2 separate regions of the Homo sapiens genome follow, and region 1 is linked to region 2. Evidence: read pairs that join two places in POLR2A ChIA-PET (ENCODE). Cell type or tissue: PC-3. All regions are shown on one strand. Each heading gives the region's core, and the rest is flanking DNA. Links, peaks and the distances in the headings are about the cores only. Region 1 holds the start of LOC124907871 (a long non-coding RNA gene). Region 2 overlaps PAX8 (paired box 8).

The links. Peaks named below come from ENCODE experiments on the same cell type or tissue, not always from the same donor. Only the 100,000 strongest peaks of a DNase experiment are listed, where the experiment ranks them.
Region 1: POLR2A ChIA-PET joins it to region 2 with 5 read pairs; 2 of 35 experiments call an interaction of 5 or more read pairs at or near these places.

What each region holds. Positions count from the first base shown.
Region 1 is chr2:112,819,209-112,828,083 of GRCh38, reverse strand. LOC124907871 (a long non-coding RNA gene) reads left to right here and starts at 3,605. Exons shown (of 2, transcript XR_007087195.1): 1 at 3,605-3,823; 2 at 8,644-8,875. In PC-3, for the core only: no CTCF peak of the experiment used is centred there; a DNase peak (open chromatin) is centred at 3,593; H3K27ac peaks cover 861 bases.
Region 2 is chr2:113,216,379-113,224,794 of GRCh38, reverse strand. PAX8 (paired box 8) reads left to right here. Exons shown (of 12, transcript NM_003466.4): 11 at 4,617-4,703; 12 at 6,186-8,416. The coding sequence ends at 6,262. Among named protein-coding and RNA genes, the nearest start is that of PAX8-AS1, 16 kb to the left of the region's middle. In PC-3, for the core only: no CTCF peak of the experiment used is centred there; no DNase peak of the experiment used is centred there.

The sequences.
Region 1 (8,875 bases), core at 456-8,455, 400 kb after region 2:
CTTATGAATGGTTTAGCACTATCCCTTTGGTGCTGTTCTCGTGACAGAGTTCCCACAAGATCTGGTTGTTTAAAAGTATGTGGCATCCTTTCTCTCTCTCTCTCTCTCTCTCAGTCCTGCTCCTGCCATATAAGACATCCACTCCCGCTTTGTCTTCTGCATGAGTAAAAGCTTCCTAAGGCCTCCCCAGAAGCAGATGCTGCCATGCTTCCTGTGGAACAGCCTGCGAAGCTGTGAGCCAATTAAACCTCTTTTCTTTATAAATTATGCAGTCTCAGGTATTTCCTTATAGCAATGCAAGGACTGACTAATACATGCTGTCTGCACGAATATGAAATCCTCTCCAAAACATGCTGATAGCTGAAAAAGAAGAAAATGCAGACCGTATTTATGATATGCTAACTCTGATGTAACAAAAGGGAGGGGAAGAAGGGCAATACATTCCACTGTGCTTGTATTTGATTTTTTTTTTTGATTCTGGAAGATACATAAGAAATGAATAAAGTAGTTGTCAGAGGCTGAGGAATAAGATATATAGGGACAGGTGTGGGAGCAAGACACTTTTATGAACACATTTTACACAGTTTGGGTTTTTTTTTTTTGGAGACAAGGTCTCGCTGTCACCCAGGCTGGAGAGCAGTGGTACAGTCATGGCTCACTGCAGCCTTAAACTCCCAGGCTCAAGCAATCCTCTTACCTCAGCCTCCTGGGTAGCTGGGAATACAAACATATGGCACTATATTCATCCACTCTCACACTGCTATAAAGAATGACCTGAGACTGGGTAATTTATGAAGAAAAGAGGTCTAACTGATTCACAGTTCTACAGGCTGTACAGGAAGCATAGCTGGGAGGCTTCAGGAAACTTACAATCATGGCGGAAGGCAAAGGGGAAACACACACGTCTTACTATGGCGGAGCAGGAGAGTGAGAGAGTGAAGGGGGAGGTGCTACACACTTTCAAATAACCAGGTCTTGTGAGAACTCACTCACTATCATGAGAACAGCAAGGGAGAACCCACCCCCATGATCCAATCACCTCCCACCAGGACCCTCCCTCAACATTGAGGATTAAAATTCAACATGAGGTTTGAGTTGGGTCACAGAGCCAAACCATATCAGCCACCATGCCCAACTAATTTTTGTTTTTAAATTTTTGTAGATACAGGGTCTCACTATGTTACCCAGGCTGGTCTTGAACTCCTGGGCTGAAGTGATCCTCCCGCCTCGGCCTCCTAAATTGCTAGGATTACAGGCATAAGCAGCCATGCCTGGCCTACAGTTTGATTTTTGAATCATGTAAATATATTATTCAGAAATAAAATAATAATTTTTAAATATTTTATCCCAAAAAAATGTATCTGACTTCTTGTGGAAGGACAACTGTTGAGTTGAGGGAGCTGCCAGTCTTCGGCAGCTCACTCTCAATACCCTCCTTCTTTGAAGTTCTCCAAGCTAGGGCAGAGGCTGGCAAAGCCCCTCTCCTAGCTCTGTCTGCTTCATAACTGCAGTGCAAAGGATGACATGGCTGTCGGAGCAGACACCCAAGTGGCAACCATTCTATAAGATGGAACAGAGCTGGTGGCAGGAAAGCAGGTGGTCTGGGAAGAAAGCAGAGGTGCCTGTGAGCTTGAGCTGTCATTTGACCCTCTATCCTTGATTTAGTGACACAATTCTGCCAGCTCTCTCAGATACAAAAGGGAAGACATGCCAGGAAGAATGAAACTGTGAAGGCATCTCACCTTGTGAGGAAGCCAGATTCCAAATCATCTCTGTATGGGTAAGTGGGTATGGCCATTTTGGAGAGAAAATTGGTAGCGTCTAGTTTTTTTGGGTTTTTTAAACATGTTCTTTGGCTCAGCAATTCCACTACTTGCCATCTTCCGTAAAGAAATTTATGGACATCTACTGATGCGTTGTTTATAAATACTTAATGAAATCAACTAGAAACAACCTACATATCTGTTGATAGAGGCAAGGTTAAATAAACAATGGTAAGTTAAAAAGAAAGGAGATGCTACTGAAATAGAAAGATAGCCAAGCAAATCATTGAGAGAAAAAGGCAAATTATGGAACAAGAACAGAGTGATAACATTTACGTAAAACAAAACACTGCACATCCTCAATGCAAAACCATGTGCTTCTAATGGTATATAGAGGTAGAGAGGTCTGGAAGGGTATTGGCAAGACTGATAATAGTGGTTACTTGGAGTGGAATAGGGCAGAGGAGCGAGTCATCAAGAGGAACTTTAGCTTTATTTATGACATTTGAATTTTTACCAAAAAAAAAAATTTGGTAAATGTGTTTAACAAATTTTGTTTTATTAGATTTTTGTTCTTATTTTTTCTAGTGTTTTGAGGGATCTCTTTAGATGTTAAGCAAATATATTCGTGAATGACTCGTATCATTTTTTTAATCCCCTGCATTAAAATGTTCAAAAGCCTTGGTTCCAATTCCTGGATCTGAGCCAAAGATCAAAATTGACCCTCCAGACCAGAACTGACCTTTCTATTACAGGTTTAGAGCCAAGTTCTCTCCCTGGGTAACAACTCCCTATTTCTCTGTACTATGTGCCCTTGGCCTGGACGAGGGAAATGGTCTACCACTAAATGGAAAGGGTCTGATAATTTGAGTGGAGAAAGCTGAGAATCCTCCCCACACCCAAGCAAGTACACAAATACAACTGGAAGAAGGCAGTCTTTCTGAAGGGCTGTGAAGTCAACTTCTCTGCACCTGCAGCAGGTAACACACCACACCTCCACAGCTGCTACCAGCTTTCCAGGAGAGCCTGTGTACCTGGAGAGGAGAAGGCAAGTGCTTCCGAACTTGACTTGATGTCTTAGATTCTGCAATGCGTAGTCTGTAGGGACAGGCTGTGGCTTATCCTATAGGCTTGGGCTGGAGTCAGCAAGCATCTGGGCTGGCAGAAGATAAAAGATGCAAAGGTGGAGGAAAGCATACGTGGTCTGGAAGACAGACTTGGTGGGTGGGTGGCTGCTACAACACCCTAGTTAGAGGTAGAGGGGTAAGTCAGTGTGTCTTCTGCACAGGCCTCTTCCCCACCTCATTCTTCATTTCCCATACAGCCTTGCTGAGTTATTCACAAACATCTGATTCAACTGGAAGCTGGGTTGAGGATGACCTAAAGGACTAGTGTGATGCCTGCCCAGGGGTGTGGGCCCATAGTCAGAGTCCAGAGCCTCCTCTCAGCTTTTAGCACATCTCACCCACATCCTGGGTCCTTAATTAGCAATATGAAAGCAAGCCAAGTGACAAGATTTTGTCCCTGGGAAGTCCAGAAGCACTCCTTTTCTCATTTGTATAAGCATAATGATTTGCTTACATAAATAATCATGAAAATTCAAATCCCTCTCAGAAATCAGGTCATAAAACCATGAAATGCAGCATGTGGGCAAGAATCACAGGGAAAGGTAGGTCTTGGAGAGGAAAGGATGGCAGGGAGGAAGAAAGCAGGGTGCCAGGGGCCCTGGGCTGCTGTCCAAGTCAGGTGGCTCACCGTCTCTGAGAACATTTCACTTTCTGGTAAATGGGGCAGTTGGAGATAGAAGGGTTGGGTGAATGCCAAGAGTGAGCACAGCTGAGGTCAGTGCTGTGCCTGCAGTCCAGGCGGGAGTAGAAATCCTGGGCCCATCTTACCTCCGACCTCATTTCCTCCTCTGTAATAATGTGGGGGTGGGGGAAAGTTCTGGTCATCAGCCCTAGCATTCCATGGTTCATTTCCTCATCAGTGATGGAAAATCACCAAGCAAGAGAACAGGATGGAGAATAACCGGATGGGTGCAATCGGAGGTGCTATTTCAGGTGAGGTGGCCAGGGAAGGCCCTCTGAAAGGGTGGCTTGAGCAGGTGGCTGAATGTACAGAAGCTGCCAATCATGAAAGATCTGGGGTACAGCATGCCAAGCAGAGGAAATGCGAGTGCAAAGGCCCCGAGATTGGATGTGGGCTTAGCACAAATGTGGCATGGCAAGAAGGCCAGTGTGGCTGAAGCAGCATGAACAATGGGTGGAGGGGCTGAGAGGACAGAGGAGCAGGAAAGAGCCAGGCTTGGGTAGGAGAGGTGTCAACTTGATATATGATGCAAAGCCCTTGGAGGTTCCCAAACACAAAAGCGATGATCTAATATATGGTTTTAAAAATGCCACTCTTGGCCGGGCGCGGTGGCTCACGCCTGTAATCCCAGCACTTTGGGAGGCCGAGGCGGGTGGATCATGAGGTCAGGAGATCGAGACCATCCTGGCTAACAAGGTGAAACCCCGTCTCTACTAAAAATACAAAAAATTAGCCGGGCGCGGTGGCGGGCGCCTGTAGTCCCAGCTACTCGGGAGGCTGAGGCAGGAGAATGGCGTGAACCCGGGAGGCGGAGCTTGCAGTGAGCCGAGATTGCGCCACTGCAGTCCGCAGTCCGGCCTGGGCGACAGAGCGAGACTCCGTCTCAAAAAAAAAAAAAAAAAAAATGCCACTCTTGCTGTGAAAAATTGACCCTGGGGGAAGGAGGAGTAGAAATGTCAAAAGTGGAAGCAGACCACTCAGGAGGTCAGGGCAATGGACTGTGCAGGAGAGACTGACATCTTAGACTCGGGCAATAGGAGAGAAGGTGGTGAGGATTATATTCTGGGCATAAAGGCAACAGAACTAGCTGATGGCGTCAACGTAGGAGATGAGGGAAAGAAAGAAATCAAAGGGCATTCATAGGTTTGAGGGTTGAGTAACTGGGGATATTTAACAGAAATGGAGAAGTCTGGGGAAGGGGCAAGTATTGTGGGGGCAGGGGTCAAAAGTTCTGTATTTTGGCCAAGTTAATTAATATTTGAGATACCTCTTAGGTGTCCAAGTGAAGATGTCAAACAGTCAATTGAATACAAAATCTGAATCTTAGCCCAGGATGGTCTCACACCTGTAATCCCAGCACTTTGGGAGGCTGAGGTGAGAGGATCACTTGAGGCCAGGAGTTTGTGATCAGCCTGGGCAATAGAGCAAGACCCTGTCTCCACACACACACACACACACAAAAAGTCATCCAGGCATGGTGGCACATGCCTGTAGTCCCAGGTACTCAGGAAGCTGAGGCAGGAGGATCACTTGAGCCCATGGTTCAAGGCTGCAGTGAGCTATAATCACATCACTCAATACTACACTCCAGCCTGGATGACAGAGAGAGACCTCATTTATTAAAATAAAATTTAAAAAAATTAATTAAAAATAAATGCAAATCTTTCCTGAGATTCATATTCAGGAGTAACTGTCATGTAGAAGGCATATAATGCCATGGGTCACATGATACCATCTAATGAATGCCACTGGAAAAGAGAGAATAGCTAAAAACTGAGCACTGGGCACACCAGCACAGTGAGGTTGGAAGGAAGAAATGGAGCTAACAAAGGAGACAAAAGAGGAGTAGCCAGTGAGAAGAGAGAAACATCTGGAGAGAAGAGAGAGCAGCAAAAGGTGGGTGAAGGAGAATGTGGTCCACCAGGCCCAACAATGCTGAGCAGTTGAGTAAGTGAGGACCTGGCCACTGAATTTGGCAAGAAAGAGGATGTCAGCGGCCCTAGAACAAAAGTGAAGAAGAGCTTGAGGACGGAAGCCTGACAGGAGTGAACTGAGGAGAGAATGAAAGGTGGAGACATGGAGCCAAGGAGCACTGAGACTCCCTTGAGTAGTTTTGCTGTAAAATAAAAGTGAGTGCAGAGACGGGGCAGGGGGACAGAGAAATGCAGGGGTAGCTGGAGGGAGCCACAGAATCAAAAGAGGGTTTTTGTGTTTAAGATGGTAGTTGTCACATAGCACATTAGTAAGTTCATGTGAATCACAACGTAGGTGAGACAGATCACTAATGCAGGAGTCAAATCCTTGCAGAGCCCCCAGAGGAGGTGATGAAGGGAAGTGATGGACATCATTCAGATGCAAGTAGGTTAGCAATTCCTGGGGTACAAATAGGAGGTGACTCCTTTCTGATTGCTCCTGTTTTCTGAATGAGATAGCACATAAAGTCCACTCAGCCATGTTAGCTGTTGAAGTCCTTGTGGCTGTCATGCCTGTACAGACTGGGCTCTCCTCTCCAGCATTTCCTCTCAGACTAAGCTGAGCTGCACTAGCCGCTGCCACATCCTCTTGGGGCCATCCTCTGCCACACTCCACATATTGCTGTGGTTTGCTTGCAACCCCTGGAAGGTCCTACTGGCTGCTCCTAGAAGAGTCTGGGCGGCATCTCTCCCTTACTCGTTATCACATGGTGCTGTAAGCAGTGGCCACACACTTTAGCTGGTGGGATGGGCCATCACAGGCAGTAAATGCGAAAGACTGCTCAGATTTTAAAGCACCCATGAATCAGTAGAATGAGTTTAGAATTGTAGTCATCAACACACATTAAAAAAAAAAAAAACAGGCACTAAAAAAATTAGTTGAGTAGGATAAAGCAATAAAAGATATTAACTACAAACCAGATAGGAGGTGCAAAATTGTACCTACATAAATCAGATGGAAAAAGTTGAAAGCAGATAAGATAAAATAGGTAAGCATGACATTTAAAAGGTATTCATGGGACGTGGTTACAAAACCAACTCACAACTAAAAAGTCTTAGGACCTCTCGCTGACTTAGGAGCCTGATCCCAACTCTGAGAATGACTCAGTGTGTTACCCTGTGGCTAGTGTAGACCAATGATCCTGTCTCAGAGTCACTAGCCAACAGCCCATATCAAGTACTTGAAACTTTGACTCAGAAACCTCAGTGTCAGAACCTTTGACCTAGGAACCACCTGTAGTGGTTAACTGCAATTTGCACCCCTTAGTTCAGGGCTTTACAACACCGGGGGCGGGGAGGGGGAAGGCATAGAGCTGATGACCTAAAGGAAACCCATTGCAGCAACGCTTTTGTGTTAAGTTTACAAATAAGTGTTGTTTTAGAATCCTCCAGGTAATGCCTTTGTTATTTAATGTGTCTGAGACAATTCTGCACATTAAAGAATATAAAATATTACCTTGTAATTCCAATTTGAAATGTGTAATTGACATTAGACTTCTATTTTAATTTGAAATGTCTAAAACAATGTGGTTAAGTTTGTAAAAGGTGTGTGAATTTTGAGTCTGATTTACTACATTTTTTTTTAATTTTCTTTTTTTTTGGAGTTTTAGGGATTGCTTAGATGGCTAGAAAGATTTTATTCATCAGATTTTTAAGTCTGCCTTGGCAGGCACTTGCAGTGTTTGAAAGAATCAGATATATCAAATTTGTAGTTTAAAATATTTAAGGGAACTCAATTAACTATGCTAGAAAAGAGAGTTAAGTATTTAGGAGGATTTAATATGGTGTTAAAGTTGTGAAAATCAAAATGGAGACACTAATGTTAAGAAAACCCTGATAAATGGAGCCAGGGAAGGCCATGAAGAAAGAGTTCTCACACTTGTATCCCTGATCATGAAAAAGACTCTGCAAAAAACAAAACCTTGCACAAAGGCCATTGCAACCTTACACAAAAAATACTACTTTAAAAGGACATGTGCCCAGCAACTGCCTGTCCAACCTCAGACTGGCAATATCTTTGTTATTGATCTTAGTAGCCCAGCATAACTATTTCAAAACAGTGATGTAATGCTCATTTTTTTTCTTTTGAAAACTTTTGTCTTCCTGTAAAAACCTTTGTCTTCTTTACTTACCCTGAATATGCACAGAGTTTACTATGAAGTGCATATTCCTGTTGCAATGCTCTATTCCCAAACAAACATCATTTTCTTTTAGAGAGCCTCTCTCTGTTTGTGATTTAGGTTGGTGATGTAAAGCAATGGCATAACTGAACACTGATTCAAAGAAAAGTGGCTTTTCTCTTTGTTGTATTAAAAAGAGGCCTTATAAATAGGATAGTAAGATTTGTAAGTTGAACTTAAAGCATGAAGAAAATTTAGGGGCCAGGCAGGGTGGCTCACACCTGTAATCCCAGCACTTTGGGAGGCCAAGACAGGAGGATTGCTTGAGCCCAGGAGTTCAAGACCAGTCTGGTCAACACAGACCTCATCTTTACTAAAAATAAAAAAATTAGGCCAGGTGCAGTGGCTCATGCCTGTAATCCCAGCACTTTGGGAGGCCAAGGCGGGAGGATCACTTGAGGTCAGGAGTTCGTGACCAGCCTGGTCAACACGATGAAACCCCATCTCTACTAAAAATACAAAAAAATTAGCTGGGTGTGGTGGCGGACACCTGCAATCCCAGCTACTCGGGAGGCTTCAGGCAGGGGAATCACTTGAACCTGGGAGGCGGAGATTGCAGTGAGCTGAGATAGTCCCACTGCACTCCAGCCTGGGCGACTCAGCAAGACTCTGCCTCAAAAAAAAAAAAAAAAATTAGTCAGGTGTGGTAGCACACAGCTGTGGTCCCAGCTACTCGGGAGGCTGAGGTGGGAGGATCATCTGAGCCCAGGAGGTCAAGGCTGCGGTGAGAGCTGAGATTGTACTACTGCATTCCAGCAGGGGCTACAAAGTGAGACCCTGTCTCAAAAAAAGAAAAAGAAAAAGAAAATTATGTTTTTAAATTTATAATTATAATAAATTTAATTACATAAATTTAAGCTCAAGTAATTGTAAATATTCTTTCTGTGCACATAAGTTATTCTTGTATTGACCCCACAGGAGCTGGCCATTCTTCAAGTCAGAAGGCCTGAGAGAGGAGCTGCCCAGGTGGTCTTCATGGGGCTGTGCGGCCAGTCATCCCCCACAGGTTGACAATCCTTGCGTACTTCATCCTTGTTGGATCCTCTGTATCCCTGACGATGAGCAACTGTGAGGCCCGTTTCAGCACTGAGTTCCAGTCAGGAAAACATCCACCCACCCACCACACGCTCACACTTACACACACATTCAC
Region 2 (8,416 bases), core at 417-8,416:
TTTTTGTTTTGACTCCATTAACAGTCAATGATTCTCAACCAGTTCTAGAGCAGAACCAGCAGCTCCAGACACATGGATCCATCCAGTCATCTATCTTTCCACTCATTCATCTTCCCATACATTTTTCCACGCATCCATGCATTTTCCCATCTATCCTTCTATCTTTCATCATCCATCCCGTCATCCTCCACCTTTCCACCGATCCTTCCATCTTTCCATCCATCTTTCCTTTTTTTTTTTTTTTTTTGGAGACGGAGTCTTGCTCTGTTGCCCAGGCTGGAGTGTAGTGGTGTGATCTTAGCTCACTGCAACCTCTGCCTCCCGGGTTCAAGTGATTCTCCTGCCTCAGCCTCCCCACTAGCTGTCACTACAGGGACCCACCACCACACCTGGCTAATTTTTATATTTTTGGTAGAGACGGAGTTTCACCATGTTGGCCAGGCTGGTCTCGAACTCCTGGCCTCAGGCAATCTGCCCGCCTTGGCCTCCCAAAGTGTTGGGATTACAGGTGTGAGTCACTGTGCCTGGTCCCTCCATCCATCTTTTAATTCATCTGTCTTTTCAGTTATCTATCATCCATCTTTCCATCCATCCATCTTTCCATCAATCCTTTTATTTTTCCATCCATATTCATTCGTCCATTCATCTTTTCATAGAACTATCCTTTAATCTGTCTTTCCATCTATCCTTTCATCATCCATTCTTCCACCCATCCCTCCTCTCCTATATCCATCTTTTCATCCCCTTTTCAATCTATTCCTCCATTAATCTATACATCTTTCTATATATACATCCTTTTATCTGTCCATCTTTCCATCCATCTTTTCACCCATCCATCCTTTCATCATCAATCCTTCCATCATTCACACTTTCATTCATCCTTCCATCCTTCCATCCATTTACCACTTTTTCACTTAACAAATACTGGTTGAAGGTCTACTGTATAGGATGCTGGGGATACAGCAGTGAATAAGTCAGATTCCTTTATTCCTGGAGCTTATAACCTAATGGTGAAGACAAATGGACAATAAATAAGTCAATGAATGAACATAATAATTTATTGTCTGTGAAGACAATAAAATGGGATGATGTAATAAAGAGCCACAGGGAGAGGAGATAACTACTTTAGATTGGGCTGTCAGGGGAGGCCTCTCTGAGAAGGTGTTCAAAGTGACCATTCAAGTGATAAACTGGGGCAGACCATCCCTGGACCAAAGAACAGCAAGGGCAAAGGACCTAAGGCAGGAACTAGTTTAGCATGGTAGCACAAAATTGTAGTGGCTGGGTCGAGTTTTAAAAGGCTACTCTGATTTCTAGGAAAATGAATTGTACATAGTCAAGAGAGAAAGCACAAAGACCAGTTAGGGGACAGTTGCAGTAGTTCTTGCAAGAGATGACAGTGGCTTGAGTTAGGGAATTAGCAGTGAAGGAGGGAAAAAGAGACCCTGAAAATATATTTTGGTTGCAAAGCCAGCAAACCTTGCTGGTAGATTGGCTGTTGGGATGAGAAAATAGAGGAAACAAGAATCATTTGTAGGTTTGGGGCATGGATGATGGTGGCAAGTATATATATGGCAGACCAGGAGGGGAAGTGATGTAGTAGATGGCAAGTGGAAATCAAGAGTTTTTTGGGCCGTGTTATGATTGAGATGCCTACTAAATGTCCAGTTTTAATAAGTCAGCAGGTACATCATGTGTGTCTGAAGCCAGGAAAGAATCCTGACTAGAGTATAAATTTCAGCCATTGCACAAAGCTGTCATTTAATGACAAGACTACTAGAAACCAAGCCTGGGGTTCTTCAACAATTTAGAGCTCTAACAGAGAAGGAACAGCAAGGAGAATGAGTAGGAAAGACAACTGAGTTACAAAGCAAACAGAAGACTGGGCATCACAAACCCAAAGGCATGAGACAGGGATGAGCTAAAAGGTCAAGGGAATTGAGGATATAGAAGTGACCATTGGTATGATGGAGTTAGAGACTGTGGGGACTTGAGGGGATCAGAGTTGGCCTGATAGGAAGGGATAAGAAGGTGAAGGCAGAGACCATGGGGCAGAGAAAGGCACTGGTAGCTAGAGAGGAATGTGGGGATAGGAAGAGGATTTTTTAAAGACAGAAGATAGCAGAATATGTTTGCAGGGTGAAGGGAGAGACTGATGAAACAGAAAACGGGATCATTGGAGCGGCCAAATCCTTGGAAAGGTGAGTAGGGTGGGATGCAGAGCAAAGAGGCAGGGTTGGCCTTTCATCGGGGCAGAGACGTTTCATCTGCTGTGACTGCAAGCAGGTAGGCACATCTGATGACGGGAAGATGCCACACCCAGGTGTGTACCACCTACCGAGCTCCATCCCCTGCCCCAGGTTCCATGTGACTGAGGTACTCGGTAAATGGTAGTTAAATACATAAATAAGTGGGTGAGTGAGTGAATGCATGAATGAGTGACAAAATGAGAGGGTAAACACATCATGTTTTCCACCTCTCTCCCTTGTCCTCTAGAGCTCACTGTGTTTGCCATTGGGTAGGGTGTGGTAAAAGGTGAGAGGGCCCTTGCTGTGTGGCCAGTAGAGAATCGGCTGAAACCCGGGAGACCTGAGTTAAACAGGAGGCAGTTGGCACTGGGAGATGCAAGAGAGAGTGCCATTGTGGAAGGACGGGGCCAGGGTTCTAGTTCTGGCTTTCACTGAATATGTGACCTTGGCCAAATGTCTTTACTTCCCTATGTCACAGCTGTGTTATCTGTTAAACAGATGTTTAGAGTAGATTATTTCTTAGTTTTTCATCTGTTAAATAGATGTTTCGATTAGATTATTTCTTAGGTTTTTTTTTCTTTGCTTTTTTACTTCTTTACCCCCTTCCTTTTTTTACCCATGTTTTTTGCTTGATTTACGTTAGACTTAGTCTCTGCCCCTAAGGAACTTTCTTACTGTGTTCTCAGTCCGTCATTGACTTCCTAGACAAGGAGAGGATCCAGTAGCCTTTCTCTGCTTTAGGCTGCTCCTCTTCATCTCTCTTCTTCCTGTATAAATGCCTACTTGTCTGGCAATAAAGCAGCTCCCACTAACCCCAACCCAGGCCTTAAGACTGGTTGGATGACTGATTTAAGCCTCCATTGAGCTTTATTTTCGCACCTGTTTAATGGGAAAATAATAAAAGCTTAGATTTATTGAGCACTCCCTGTATATTTGAAGCATGGTGCTAAGCATTTAATACATATTTTGTCATTTAATTCTCATTAAACCAAATGAGATAGGGATAATTATTTGGCCCATTTTACAGATAAGGAAACCAAGGTTCACCTGTAAGTCACTCACTCAGAGAGGCTAAGTGACTTGTCCAAGTTTACATAACCAGGAAATGGGAAGTAAGGATTTGACTCTAGACAGGTCAGCTCCAGAGTCAGGGAGTTTCGAGCAACCCCTCCAAAGAGTCTGGGGAAGGAGACTCAGAACCACATAGCTCCCAATCGTAGGTGAGTTTCTGAAAGGCTGGGTGGACATTCATTGAGTCTCAGGGTTGGCAGGAATCTAGCTTTGTAAATGGAATTATCGCATAAGTGAATAAAGGGATTATCTGCAATTTGGAGTCAAGAGCCCTAAGGTCGAGTTCTACTCTGACATTTAACAACAGTGTGATTTGAGGCAAACTGCTTAATCATGCTGCACTCCAGTTTCCTTTTCTATAAATTGGTAGTATCCATGAGTACCTCATGGGGTAGTCTTGAGAATAAAAGATCATAATGTATGGGAAAGTGCTTTACAAACTTTAAGCTCTTTACCAAGCACCGGTAGTAGCTGTGGTGATCAGTTTGACTTTGTTTTTGTTATGTAAGGGAATTCTTAAGTAATTTCTTCGGTAAATAATTCCTTTGGAAAACTCAAGAATCCATTAACAGAAGGAGGTGATCTGATTTACTTTGTGTAAATTTATACGTTGAGTTTGCTTAAAGCGGCAGACTCAGGATGGAACAACAAACTACTCCAAGTCCCAGGACACAGCTTCCTGAGGGTGTGTGCCCTCTGGGGCTCTCCCTCCTCTCCCATCCTTAACCCTCACACCTCCCCTCAGCCCCCCATGCACACAAACACACACACTCATACCTAGCGAGGCTAAAAGGTTCATATATATGGATGTCCTCTTTGGCCCCTAACCCCATACCCCTGCTGTGGGGCCCTCCCAGAAGAGCCCTTCTCCAGAAGGTCCAGGCAGCAGAAGGAGCAGTTAGTCCCTGGGCCCTACACTCACAGCACAGTTTCCCAGCTCCACCAAACCCTCCAGCTCTGGGAGCTTCCGCAGATCCCAGAGGCTCAGTTTCTTCATCTGGAAAATGGGGGTAGTTATAACATCTACCTTCTGGGCCTCCTGGGAGGGCTGTAGTATGTCAAGCCAGTGCCTCCAGTACCTACGGAAAAGGACACTGCCCCAAATTTTCCAGATCGATGGGTTCCAAAAGGGATGACAGAGGGACCTTCTGAGCTCCATTGTCCCTGCCGTGGCTCCAACTGTCTCCCCAACCATTCCTGAGCTTGCCCATTGCCAGCCCTGCAGACCTTCCCACACCCCAGCCCTGCATTGATGCCCTTCACCTCACAGGCCTCTCCCCTGTGTGCCTCCAACAGGAAGTGAATACTCTGGCAATGCCTATGGCCACACCCCCTACTCCTCCTACAGCGAGGCCTGGCGCTTCCCCAACTCCAGCTTGCTGAGTAAGTCCCTGGGGCTGCCCAGGCCTCTGCTGGGCAGGATGGATGGAGTGGTGGGGGGCAAGGGTGGGTCAAAGGTTACCTGAAAGCTGGGAGTCCTCAGATTATACAGAGGGCCTGGGAGATGGTGCTGTTTGTGATGGAAGAAGGCAGCAGGAGGGCAGTGTACCTGGTTGTTTGGGGAAAGAGGGCAGAAGTCCAGAGGCTTCCAGGCATTCGTTTCCCTCCTGCTTCTCAAGCCCATGTCTTTTAAATCTTTGTTTTGTGTAAGATTCAGGGCTCAGGCCTTGAAGGGGAGGACAAGGGAGGACTTGAGAAAAGCCTAAGAGAGGACCTCCTGCCTCCACGGCTTACAGTCCCACAGTGCAGACACTGACGCAGGGCACCCGCCAGAATGTAACTGCCCTCCTTCCTGGGAGCCAGTTTCAAGAATGCCATCCTGTTGCCCCCATTAACCATCTAAGTGGCTCAGAAATACTCATGATTCAGCACCAAACCCTTAAACAGAAATCTTTTGTTCCACCACATTCCCCATATTTAGCCTGAGATGAAGACAGTATTCAGGGTCGAGGTCCAGAGAGTGAGCTTCAGCGAGCTTCCAGGCTTCTCTTCACCCCTCTCTTGTCCTGGGGTCCTGAACTGGGAAGAGAAGCTTTTCAGCAAAGCAAAACCCCACCAATGGGGGGACTTGAGGGATCCCACTAGAGCCTCCCTGAGTGGTGGCCTTGGGTGTATCAGAGCAAACCGGAGCCAGACAGAAGCAGTGATCCAAGGATGGCCAACCCCACAGGCACCATTGCAGGCTAGGAACCATCCATTCCCCAAGACCCCCTCTCCTCCCATTACCTCTTTGTATTCCAGAAATAACTTGAAAGGTGGCAGACCTGGGCCCTGTTTGCCAGATGAGTTCAACTCCAACCCAGCTTTCCATTCAATTTAGCCAGAAAAGACGAGGGCAATGAGACATGCCAGGGTTCAGGCACCTTCCCACTGAGCCTCCCCAGGCTGCCCATCCTGCAGGTGTGCAGAGCCTCACCTTAAGGGCCGTCAAGCCCAGATCCCCTTTGACCCCTCAGCAGTCTAATCTCCCTGGGTCTTAAGAAAGAAGACTCTCTGTCCTGGCACTGTTTGGGCAAGGCTAGGGAGGATCCCAATGACCTCTCAGTGCACTTGATTCTTTGGGGTTCCACATGCAATTGTTTTCTATTGCCCTCTCCCTATTGCAACGAGGGTGTTGAAGGTCAAAGCAGCCATAGGGGGAAGGGGCAAGAAGCCACTGTTCTCATTCTGGCCAGAAACTCAAAGGTGAGGCCAGAGAAGGAGGAAATAGGGCTGGAGAGGAGTTAATCTTCGATGATCAGATAGGCCAGAGAAATGAATGATTAACTTGTGTTGTCTTAAAGGTCAGCAGATGCAGGGAAGGCTATGGTGCAATTTTCCTTTCTGACCAGCAGTGTTGTTGTTATTTTTTTTTAATGTGTCCAGGTTCCCCATATTATTACAGTTCCACATCAAGGCCGAGTGCACCGCCCACCACTGCCACGGCCTTTGACCATCTGTAGTTGCCATGGGGACAGTGGGAGCGACTGAGCAACAGGAGGACTCAGCCTGGGACAGGCCCCAGAGAGTCACACAAAGGAATCTTTATTTATTACATGAAAAATAACCACAAGTCCAGCATTGCGGCACACTCCCTGTGTGGTTAATTTAATGAACCATGAAAGACAGGATGACCTTGGACAAGGCCAAACTGTCCTCCAAGACTCCTTAATGAGGGGCAGGAGTCCCAGGGAAAGAGAACCATGCCATGCTGAAAAAGACAAAATTGAAGAAGAAATGTAGCCCCCAGCCGGTACCCACCAAAGGAGAGAAGAAGCAATAGCCGAGGAACTTGGGGGGATGGCGAATGGTTCCTGCCCGGGCCCAAGGGGTGCACAGGGCACCTCCATGGCTCCATTATTAACACAACTCTAGCAATTATGGACCATAAGCACTTCCCTCCAGCCCACAAGTCACAGCCTGGTGCCGAGGCTCTCCTCACCAGCCACCCAGGGAGTCACCTCCCTCAGCCTCCCGCCTGCCCCACACGGAGGCTCTGGCTGTCCTCTTTCTCCACTCCATTTGCTTGGCTCTTTCTACACCTCCCTCTTGGGCATGGGCTGAGGGCTGGAGCGAGTCCCTCAGAAATTCCACCAGGCTGTCAGCTGACCTCTTTTGCCTGCTGCTGTGAAGGTATAGCACCACCCCAGGTCCTCCTGCAGTGCGGCATCCCCTTGGCAGCTGCCGTCAGCCAGGCCAGCCCCAGGGAGCTTAAAACAGACATTCCACAGGGCCTGGGCCCCTGGGAGGTGAGGTGTGGTGTGCGGCTTCACCCAGGGCAGAACAAGGCAGAATCGCAGGAAACCCGCTTCCCCTTCCTGACAGCTCCTGCCAAGCCAAATGTGCTTCCTGCAGCTCACGCCCACCAGCTACTGAAGGGACCCAAGGCACCCCCTGAAGCCAGCGATAGAGGGTCCCTCTCTGCTCCCCAGCAGCTCCTGCCCCCAAGGCCTGACTGTATATACTGTAAATGAAACTTTGTTTGGGTCAAGCTTCCTTCTTTCTAACCCCCAGACTTTGGCCTCTGAGTGAAATGTCTCTCTTTGCCCTGTGGGGCTTCTCTCCTTGATGCTTCTTTCTTTTTTTAAAGACAACCTGCCATTACCACATGACTCAATAAACCATTGCTCTTCATCTCAGGCTTTGGGGTTGGCTGGGGAAGGAGGCATCCCGGGGCTGGGCTTTCTCCCAAGAACATCAGAGCTGAGTAGCCGACAAACTCACTTTGGGGCCGTGGGCTGGAAGGGACCATCTGATGCCCCAGAGCTCTGGCTTGGCCTTCTCCCTCTGCCTTTAATTCACGTTGAACGCTGGGTACCTCACTCATCCCAAGTTCTTCAACACTGAGCAAATGCAAGGATAGCACAGTACTGAGCCAACCATAGACTCCCCACAAGGAGTTGCTGTTGTTATTAACAGGAAGCCAGAGAATCAGCAGGGTGGGTTAGTGAGGGATCCGGGAATAGCTGTGACTGGAGCCTGCATAAACAGCTCTGAAGGGAGAGAGAAGACTGGGCTCTCTTGTGTGCCAGGCACAGTATGGAAGGCTTCATATAAGTTAAGCTGAAATTAGCCCTGTTTTACATACAGCTTCATTTTACATATGAGGAAACTGAGGCTTTGAAAAAAATGAGATGTCTTGTCCAAGATGAAAAGTAGTAGATTCAACCAAGTCCTCTTACTCTAAGCCCAACGCTTTTACCCAAAACCCCAGAGTCCTCATCAGGGATGCCAAATGGTTCTAGACCCAGTGGAGGTTCTGGAGCTGCCACTGGGGATTTAATTTCTTTTGATTTGCTAAAGATTTGACCTGACTGAATGGAGAGGTAGAGTGTAGTGTGGCCAGGACAAGGTGAGGGAGGCTGTAGAGACTTAGCACTTTAGGCCAACCACCTCCAGGAAATCTGGGAAATGCAATGTGACAGCTCGGGCTCTGCACTCCAGGGGGCTGTCTGGTGTCCACATGGACCTTCTCCATGTGGGACACAGCTGGAACAAGGGGGCAGGGGCCTGCAGCTGGGATGCCCAGGTGAATATGGGCAGCTGGACAAACAACACTGGGATTGAGTCAGATAGAAGGGGCCCAAGGACTCCAGGGCTGGGAGGACAGAGGCTGG